Regions from separate parts of the Homo sapiens genome. Here regions 2 and 3 are each linked to region 1. Evidence: chromatin contacts called from ENCODE Hi-C or POLR2A ChIA-PET data. All regions are on one chromosome and are shown on one strand. Each heading gives the region's core, a stretch centred on a gene start or an enhancer-like site at or near the end of the contact. The rest is flanking DNA. Distances are from core to core; before and after follow the strand shown. Region 1 overlaps NFIB (nuclear factor I B). Region 2 overlaps LOC101929507 (a long non-coding RNA gene). Region 3 overlaps NFIB (nuclear factor I B).

Region 1 (3,175 bases), core at 248-2,747:
TTAAATAAAAACTTCCTTAAAATGTTCGGTTTAAACATAAATAAGAAAAAAGCTCTTCCTCAATTGGCCAAATTAAGGACTTATAAAAAAATTGTTTGATCTTTTTCAAATTTTAGAACTGAAAATGAAAGATGAAAAATTATTATGAAGATGACTAATTATAAATAAATTACAGTACACACATGCATACATATATAAGAACTCAGGTAGCTGTGGGAGGTTTTAGCCAATTAAAAATTATACAATTATCAGGCTCAGAGCAATTATTTTATCTCCTCCCACAGACCACAGCACAGTGGAGAAGCCCACATGTTGATTTCCAGCCTCTTTCTGTCTGTATTCCTCTCTACCCTGGGCTTCTTTTCAATGCTATTGTTAAAAGTGGTACTGCTCCTCTTATTTGCATATGTGATGCTTTAACAGCAGATAAAATTCTCTACAAAAATGGTGCTTCAAAATAGTGCCTTTCACTAGAGAAAATCACCCAAGGCATACTAAATCAAATAGAAATATAAGTTTTATACAAAGCAAAAAGAGATTCTTTTATAAATGATTTTCAGTTAAAAGCAAAAATCAGCATTATTTGCACAATTTTACCTCTTAAAGGTGAAACTTACTTGTATCAGAATGCTGAAGCATAAAATTACAAATGATTAAAGAACTGAACACATTTTAATATCATGCTTGCTACTCTGTTCACAAGGGCAAAAGATCTTACATGGGCAAAAGATCTTCCTGTGTGTGAAACAAAGTGAGCAAGAGAGAATAATTGTAACTTTCTGCAATTTCAGAATATTCAAAATTCGTGTTCTTCAATTACTTGACCTTAAGATTTTGCCATTTCTTTTATCATTTATTATGTTTATTATGATATTTATTCATTCATAGTCTTTGTTATTTAAGTAAATATGACTAAAAAAATCATCATATCCCTACTAACAGCACTAGCAAAAATGAGAACCAAAAAGGTAAGCTAATAAATGGTGCACTGGCTGTCGAGGGAACTGATTTCTTACGGACGAACTACATCTGTAAATATGGCACTTTACATAAAACATATTCAAATAAAGTAGGGGTTTAATATACTTCCTTTCACTACAAAGGGTTAATCAGCAAGGTTTACATTTGGGAATTTTCAGAATCACGCTCCTCCCTCTCCAGTAGCGCTGCCAAAAATCATCGACAGGAAACGTAAGATTAAGTTTGTCCTACCTAAGCGAACAAAGAGTGCTCTGAACAGGCCACCGGTTTACTGCAGAGCGGGAACTTTTCTAATCCTGCTGGAATCTGCAGTCCTGCTCAGAAAATATCACGGAAAAAAGTTGTTTTCTTTCCTCTAACATCTTGTCTCAGGATCATCTCATTTTGGTCACACTGCAGATCCTGCTGCTTCTCCCATAAAGGTTAACTTAAAGCTCCAAACATAATCATGTGGAAAATGGACATTATTGATTCCTATGGTCCATTGTTCCCCCAACCTAAGTCCCTGAAGTTCAAGTTCAATCTGGAATTACATCATGTCTGGTTTCTCCTGGTTACCAGACGGCTTGAGACGTGACCACAGCTACAGAAAAAACAAACAGCCTTCTTCACGCTTCGGCTCCCCTATCGATTCAAACGTAAACTTTTTTTCTTTCTCTCAAGTACGCTTCAAGTATGGAGCATGGTTAATTTAGAGATTAAGTTCCAAATTAGATTATCTAATGGCATCTTAATGGATTGCTGACCCATTTCCTGTGGGATGGCAGCATGCAAGTCTGGCTGGAATACAATTAATTTCTTAGGAAGTGTTCTGAAGAGTTTGCCTAGATAAAAAGGAAATGTCGTGTTGTACAAATCTTTCTTTATAAATGGAGAAAGTTAGGCAAAACTACGACAAATCCCAACATATTATTCAAAAGCCAGACCACAGATGTTGTGCGTCCGTGAAAACCATATCAAGATCATTTTTAAGAATGGTAATGTTTTTATTTTTGATTTCATAACAGGTGCAAATAATTTTGATGAGAATAGAGTAATTCCTTTAAAAAGAATATTCATATACAAAGACAAAAGTAGTTAGCAGCCCCTTTACCAAACAATGATCATGTGAAATTTTGGTTTTTGCAATTCTCCACCTTGAACCAAAGATTCTTCCATTCATCTACCATATCAGCATTTCTATCATAGTCCCAGAGTGGTGCTAGGGGCCCAGAATGGTGTATAAAAAGTTGAGGATTTGAACACACTTTAGAGCTGACAGCTGAAAAGGAAATTCAGCACTCGGAGAATAAAGCTCCCCCCAGGAACTCCAGGAACAACCCAGCTGTTGTACTGTAGTTATGTGTCAAGATAACAAACTGAGAGCAGGAAATGCTAACCTAGTGAATTCGCGGGGATGTTCTAAGTGTAATGTTGAAATAAAAGTTAACTCTTTATATTACCTAAGGACATACTGCCCTTATCATACGTATGCCACATATATGTGGAGATATACACACACACTACATACACACACACATATAGATGCATACACACACAAACACATATATGTAATACAAACATATGGTTTGCAACCCATTATTGAAAGTTATTTTTTGTTTAAATATTCATTCTTTTGAGAGCATACATTTTACAAAGAAAATGTTATGAACAAAGCAAGGAAAATGGCTGAGGTGAGTGTTATGCAAATTAAGTTACATGGATAAAATGAGAGCTATTACCCCCCCACACTTTTTTTTTCTTTCTTTCTTTTTTCTTTTTTTTTTTTTTTTTTGCCCTCCCTCTCCTGACCAACCAGATCCAAATAACCTTTACTGGCTGCTAAATTTCTCTTGAGAAATCAAGCAACTCTCTAGAATTGCAGTAATAAACGACAATTTCTTAGAAAAACATGTGTAAAGTAACTACAGAATGAAGTATTCAACCCACAGAAAGGAACTGCTAACACATGTAACACGGAAAATAGCTGATAAAAGTCTCTTTGGTGCCATTCAATTATGGCATCCGCAGAAACACAAAAATCCTCCCAATTATTTTAGTAAAATCTTCATTTATTCATTATTTCAGAGGCTGAGCAAATGGTTTGTGTAAACATATCCTTTGGTAACACGCGCATGTTTATTTTAGCCATCTGAAGACTTCTTCTATGTTTACATAAGCCATCAGACACATACAACCACTCACTTGTGGCTTT
Region 2 (3,175 bases), core at 271-2,770, 200 kb before region 1:
TCCCCTGCTTCCCTCCCTTTCTTTTCAAACTAGGAAAGTTTGTATAAGTATGTTACTGCACAGACCACTGGGCAAATGGCCAACTGTCCTCTGGGGAAAAGCCAAACCTGATTCTCATTTTAAAGCGATACTGACTTTTATGGCCCGAGATTACTGTAATCAGAGAATATACATTGAGCTTGAACTCTCTCAGACATGTCCAAATCTTTACACTATAGAAGGTAGATCTTTCCAGTCTGAAATTTTTAAGTCAATATAATCATATGAACCCTGTTGTCAATATATGAAAAATAAAGAGATGTTCACCACGGGACCTTCATCTGCAAAGTCTTCTCTGACTTCCCTCAACTAGATTATAATCCTTCCTTCTTCTTAAGTCCAGTAGCACTTTAACTACATTCTCTTATAGCTTGCCACTTTCTACTTGGTGTTGTTATGCGGATGCATGTCTAATCAACTCAACTAGAGTCATGCTACTTGAGGGCAATAGCCCCTGCAAAAGCTTGAGAGTGCTTTATTCTTGTCTATAGAAGGCCCTCATAATTTTTGTTTATTTATATATAAGTAAATCTATTCTGATTGTAGTTCAGTTAAACCATTGATCAAAAGAACCCCTACCAATATCTTATATCCTAACATGTTTTGAGTTAACCATAATAGTTAACTCTCCTCGAGGGCTCATTTTATGCCCAGTGATACACTAAGTGCTTCTTTATTTCCATTTTTCCATGTTAACCCTCACTGGAACTCTCTTAGGTAGTCTTATCCCCTTTACAATTGAGGCAGCTGAAGTTTAAAGAATGAATTAACTTGCCCAAGCTCACCCTACTAGGGAATTGGCAAAACTGGGATTGAACCCAGGACGTTTGTTTCCAAATTCCACATTCACGGCTATTGTATAATCCTACTTCCTCGTCAGCTGAGTAAGGCCTTCCGGTCCTTATTCCAAAAATCATTTCTTAGAAGAAAACTAGGCTCAACAGGCAGCCAGATGCAGCTGTCAGAAAAAGCAAGATACTTCCTCACAAAAAGAAACACATTCTTCCAGGGCTTTAAATGCTGCCTCGCACCAGAAGTCCCAGTACCCTTGAAGGGAGGGTGACAGTAAGTCAGGCTTAAACCCAGGGTGACCTGGAAGCCCAGATAAACTGCAAGCTCCTGTGATACCCGAAAGGCTATTGTGTTGGCAATTTATCATCTAGGAAGCCGAGTTTTTGTTTTTGCACAGGAAATGCACTTCAAAGCTCCTGCTCTAACTGAAATACATCTTTCATAACTTAATTTACCCAGATTTATTTTTCATGAGCCATGTACTTTTTTTCAGAGAGATTTTTTTTTAACATTTCCTTATATGTAATTTTCTTAAATATTCAAGGCCTTGAGCTATTGTGTAGAAAAAAATTATGCTTAAGAGAGGTTAGAGTCTACATTTAGGCTCACAGTTAACATCGAAACACAACAGGTATGAATTATTACCCAATCTTTCAGGCTCTAACGTGTCTTCTTGCTTAATTGGAGCAATAAGTCCTAGGATTCACTGGGGATTTTTTCCTGATTGACGTCACCCGTCATTCTTGAAGCAAGATACTTACAAAGAGATCCTCAAAACAATGGAATATTTATTCATGTGCACTAACATATCCCCAGGTGTCAGGAAATCTGCAGCCCTGGGAATGAATCTTCTTTGTCCCAAAAAATGCCCTGTGGGCTGTGTTACTTTCTTGCTTTTTATTCAAAGCTTCGAATGAATGAAATGTTGGTGAAATTTTGAGGAGGTTCAGATTTGTTTTGGTACAGTGGGATGTGGCTTTTTTTTTTTTCTTTTTGCCTTTGCTCTCTCTTCCAGGGAATACCTGAGACTCTCTGGCCTTATCAGTGTCAAAAATTACTTTCTTAAAAAATCTTTTTTGGACTCAAGCCAGAGTTGCCTTTTAAGCATTTGAGGGGTGAGAGGTTTTGTTCCCTGTTAAAGGCCTTTTGAGCACTGCTGAGCACGTGGAGTAAGACTTTGGGGTTTGGGATTCCTTGGTAGAATCTCCAAAAGAACATTACCCAGGAAGCAACACAGTCACCCTGGGCATGAGACAAGAACAGGAACAGCACAGACATCATCAAAAAAAATTCTTTTTGCATAATAAATTGAATAATAAGATAATTTTGAATATTTACTATGTGTCAGTCACTGTTCCAGGGCCTTAGTTGTGTTACCATGTTCAATCCCAGTAATAACGCTCTGAGAGGAGGACTCTTCTTACTCTCATTTTACAGATGATTTAAGTAATCACCCAAGGTTACACAAGTAGCAACTGCTGGAGCGAGGATTACAAAACAAAAGTAGAGGAGATGCCATGTTAGAAGTATTATCTGTTTGATCCCTTTCATTCACTGTTAAATTGACTCACGGAAGGAGGAAGGAAATACATGAAGTGTAACATGAAGCTTTCTCAGTTACTTATCCACCATTTTGTCTTCTCTTTAAAATGTAAAAATAGACTCTCTTGCCTGCTCCCTCACCAAGCCCCACTTAAGTCTAGAATGTCTTGGGTAAGTTTTATTGAGGTGATTTACATTTTGTTTTTAGGAAGACCAGAAATTGTCCACTGCCAAGACATAATGAGAGGTTGTATTTGCCTAGAATCTTCCTTGATGAGGTGCAAAGGTAATTGTCAGATAGCACTAACTGGCTCTTTGATATCAGTTTAGGAAGTGCTGCACAATGTTGTTCCATTCCTTTTGCTGTGGAGGATGATGAAAAGTTGAGATCTAGAAGGGTACTTTTTGGAAGATTGGCCAACTACTTGCTCACTTTTTTCAAAAACAAATAATCCATTAGCAAGCACAGTAGTCCCCCTTATCCACGATTTCAACTACCTGTGTTCAACTGCAGTCCAAAAATAGGTGAGTACAGCGCAATATTTTCAGAGAGACCATATTCATATAACCTTTATTAAAGTATATTGTTATATTTATTATTATTGTTGTGAATCTCTTACTGTGCCTAATGTGTAAATTAAACTTCATCATAGGTATGTATATAGGAAAAACACATAGTATATAGTCAGGTATTATGTACAATTTCAGACGTCTACTGGGGGTCTTGGAACACATCCCCTGCTGATAAGGGGGTACTACTGTATACTTGGAATCCTTGTAAGTCCAAAGTCCAGTGCTAGGC
Region 3 (3,175 bases), core at 256-2,755, 140 kb after region 1:
TGTGGTGTCATTGTTTCACTACTTCCCATGTTTATTTGGACAGATTCATAGCACTGGGTAGGAAATGTATTGGTTGGCAACTTCAGTTTTGGAAGAGAAAGTAAACACATGCTGATTAGCAAACAGTAAACTCTACTGTGTTTAATTTTGGCTTCTCTTTAAAAAAAAAAAAATAAAAACACAAAAAAGCCACTATTTGGTGTTGTGTTCCAAGTAGGAGCATTTGTCCCTAAGTTCTTTCCTAACCCCTTACTGGAGGGCTTCCAGAATTGCTCTCATTTTTTTTTCTTCTTCCCCTAACACCAGTGGCAAACGCCAACATTATTTAAGAAAATACTTGTGCATATGGTATCCTCCTAGCACAGATTTGCCATCCAGTTGAACAGTAGGGCCACTAACCCACACAAACTAAACTGCAAAATTATGAACTGCATAAACATAAACAATTGAATTTAGCCCTAATAAATTCAAGGTAAAATCACACTTCTGAAATTCCTAAAAGGCTACGTCACTGAAAACTATCAGGTCTGAGAACTGAAGGTGGTAAATATGACAATCTAAAACTTCCAATGCTCTCTTTAGAGCCAATTTCTTTCATCTATCTCATCCTATTGATTTACTGTGACTCCCCAAATTATTCTCCAAGCTTTAGCCATTCTTAGCCCTCTTCTCATCCATCTTCAGAAGATCATCAAAATCCCTAACACCCAAAAAGTGCCGAAGGCCAGCACACACAGGGAAAAGCTTGGCCACCTAAGATATACCATTGCCCACTGAGCACAAAAGCTCTTCATTATGTCTATGTACCTTCTCATTAAACAGAGCTGGTGTCTGATCTTTTCACTGCTCATGATTACTACTCATTATTAATCAGACTTCCCAACATGCTTCCAAGGTATGCAAAATCTCGTCCCCACATACCAGATGGGAAAGCTGAGGCATCCAAAAGTTAAATAACTCCCAAATAGCCCAATATAAGAGGTCAGCAACATCTCTTGCCGATCTACATTGTTTCTTATTCAATAAACATTTATTATTGATCTACCAAGCTCCTCACCCTGCTAGGTATAACAGTGTGTGTGTGTGTGTGTGTGTGTGTGTGTGTGTGTGTGTGTGTGTGTGTGTAAGCTCCTCACCCTGCTAGGTATAACAGTGTGTGTGTGTGTGTGTGTGTGTGTGTGTGTGTGTGTGTGTGTGTGTATTCTACCATATTCTGGGTTCTGGGCAAAACAGCAGATTATCAAAGTCCTAACCCACATGAGGCTTACGGTCTAGGAGGGGTAAGAAACAGTAAACCAAGAAACAAATGAATATGAAATATGTGAGGTAGCTATGGGGCAAAGAGTACAGCAGGGTAAGGAGAAAAAGACCTGGGAAGAAGAGAGTGGTAGCTGGAGTGGTAGGAGATTTTGGGGGCACATGTAATTTAAGTCTTCCTCTGAATGAGGTAAGGGAGCAAGCCCTACCTACGATCATCTGAGAAAAAAACGGTTCCCAGCAGAAAGGACAGACAGAGCAAAGTGCCTGAGGCTCAGCTGTACTGGAGGGATGGTAGTATTGCTGCTACTGAAAGGGCAGGCAGAGTGACTCACTGGGGAGAGGGAGGCAAGGGTCAGATCACACAGCACCTGGAAGTCACCACTAAAAGTAGGGGCTACAAATATAAATGAGACTACTCAAGAGAGACAGTCTTGTGAAGAGTTTAATACGTAAGGTTACATTAAAAATTCACTGCATTAAAAGCAGTTGATGCTTTCCCTACCATCACATAAAAAGTATATGTGCACAAACAGACAGAAGGGTGCATGCGCTGAATTTTATATAGTCTAGGAAACATTTTCACATTGGTTGTTTCAGTCAAATACAAAGAAGTTACAGAACAGCATCGAGTACCTAAGAGAGACCAAAAGCATTTCCTTCTGTAAAGCCCTGCAGCTGAGGGCTTACATCCGCCTGGTCCAATCAGTTCATTTCCAAACAAAGGTAGGAAATGGCTGCATCCTAGTATTTCATTGTGGACTCATGACTCAGTGCTTTGGAACTTGGTATCTTTGGGAGTGAGTGTCTATTCTCCACGTCTCTTGCCACAGGGGGAAAAAGGTACAGATAAACAGTAACACAATTTCACCCAACCGAGATATAAATCTGTGGGCTTCTCCACCCTTCTCAAAAATAAATGAATGAATGAAGGAAATTCAGTTCCTGCTTTTTTTTCTTCCCTTCTCTGTTTTGTTTCCTAATTCCCAGGACTCCCTGGTGTCTCCTAAACAGCATAAGGTCAACTGATGGTGAAAGTACATCACATGATAATTATTCAAAAGCTGTTATGTTATACAATATAGTTTATAATAGGAAAAGGAGTTACATTTGATTCTGCAAGAGCAGTCGGTAATATGCCCATTACATAGGGATTCTAAGAAACTAAAATTAAGAAATTTGTCCTAAAGAACAAATTGATTCTCCTCCATCATTTAACCAAAAAGGTTTGTAGTATTTTGTATTCACAATGTTACACAGGAGAACAGTAACTTAACTTTGAAAACTGTTTTCACACAATGGTCACAAAGAAAATAACACATAAATCCCATTAGGTCTTTTTGTAAAAAGCTTCCATAATTTCCAAATCCACGGTGTAGAGAGGAAAAGAGGAAAATGGCATGTGTATATGTTCTAAGACTATTACTTCAAATGAATAAGGTTTAGAGGTATACTTAACATACAAACTGTTTCCTTCAGGAAAAAGTGCAGGAACTCCTGGATAGACACAATACTCATTTCTGATGAAAGTTACAGAAGAAACTACCAGTTGTGTATGATCTAATACTACAAGTCACTTATTATCTATGAAGGAAAACAGAAAGAGAAAAGATAAGAAAACAACATTTAAATAAGAATGAGAAAGGAATCTCTGTTCTAACTTAAAGATACATAAACATATAAATCCAAATATGAGCCAAATTATTTTATAATGATATCCATGTGATCAATGAGGCATAACCACAAGAACCTTACACGATTATAATGAGAGAAGCTTCGAAACAGGAAATTTCTATCTACAAAAAGTACAAATTATTTTCAGAATATTGGAGGAATCTGGGGTTTTCTACCCAGCAGAATAAATTATGAAAACAGTGAAAGATACCCTCCAGAGGGAGAGAGTGCAAGAGTTTATATG

The links. A loop is a pair of places that touch in the nucleus more often than their neighbours do. ChIA-PET counts read pairs that join two places held with the same protein, here RNA polymerase II (POLR2A). Pooled maps may share reads with other maps.
Region 2: a loop to region 1 is called in a map of heart right ventricle, with 4 times the contacts of the local background. The contact joins two enhancer-like sites. A Hi-C loop is called at or near these places in 11 of 168 maps with a recorded cell type or tissue (Right ventricle myocardium inferior, aorta, ascending aorta and 5 more) and 7 of 50 pooled maps. POLR2A ChIA-PET finds 5 or more read pairs at or near these places in 1 of 52 experiments (OCI-LY7).
Region 3: a loop to region 1 is called in a map of endothelial cell of umbilical vein, with 7 times the contacts of the local background. The contact joins two enhancer-like sites. A Hi-C loop is called at or near these places in 4 of 168 maps with a recorded cell type or tissue (cardiac septum, endothelial cell of umbilical vein, heart left ventricle and 1 more) and 3 of 50 pooled maps.

Annotation. Positions count from the first base shown.
Region 1 is chr9:14,095,139-14,098,313 of GRCh38, forward strand. All of the region lies in intron 10 of NFIB (nuclear factor I B), which reads right to left. Among named protein-coding and RNA genes, the nearest start is that of LINC00583, 170 kb to the left of the region's middle. Within about 2 kb of position 1,498, at least 13 of the 41 ENCODE cell types and tissues checked have a DNase peak (open chromatin) inside an H3K27ac peak, as active enhancers do; they include endothelial cell of umbilical vein and heart right ventricle, where a contact is called at or near this core.
Region 2 is chr9:13,899,076-13,902,250 of GRCh38, forward strand. All of the region lies in intron 6 of LOC101929507 (a long non-coding RNA gene), which reads right to left. Among named protein-coding and RNA genes, the nearest start is that of LINC00583, 27 kb to the right of the region's middle. Within about 2 kb of position 1,521, at least 5 of the 41 ENCODE cell types and tissues checked have a DNase peak (open chromatin) inside an H3K27ac peak, as active enhancers do; they include heart right ventricle, where a contact is called at or near this core.
Region 3 is chr9:14,236,691-14,239,865 of GRCh38, forward strand. All of the region lies in intron 2 of NFIB (nuclear factor I B), which reads right to left. Among named protein-coding and RNA genes, the nearest start is that of NFIB, 76 kb to the right of the region's middle. RefSeq lists an enhancer at 1,474-2,235. Within about 2 kb of position 1,506, at least 6 of the 41 ENCODE cell types and tissues checked have a DNase peak (open chromatin) inside an H3K27ac peak, as active enhancers do; they include endothelial cell of umbilical vein, where a contact is called at or near this core.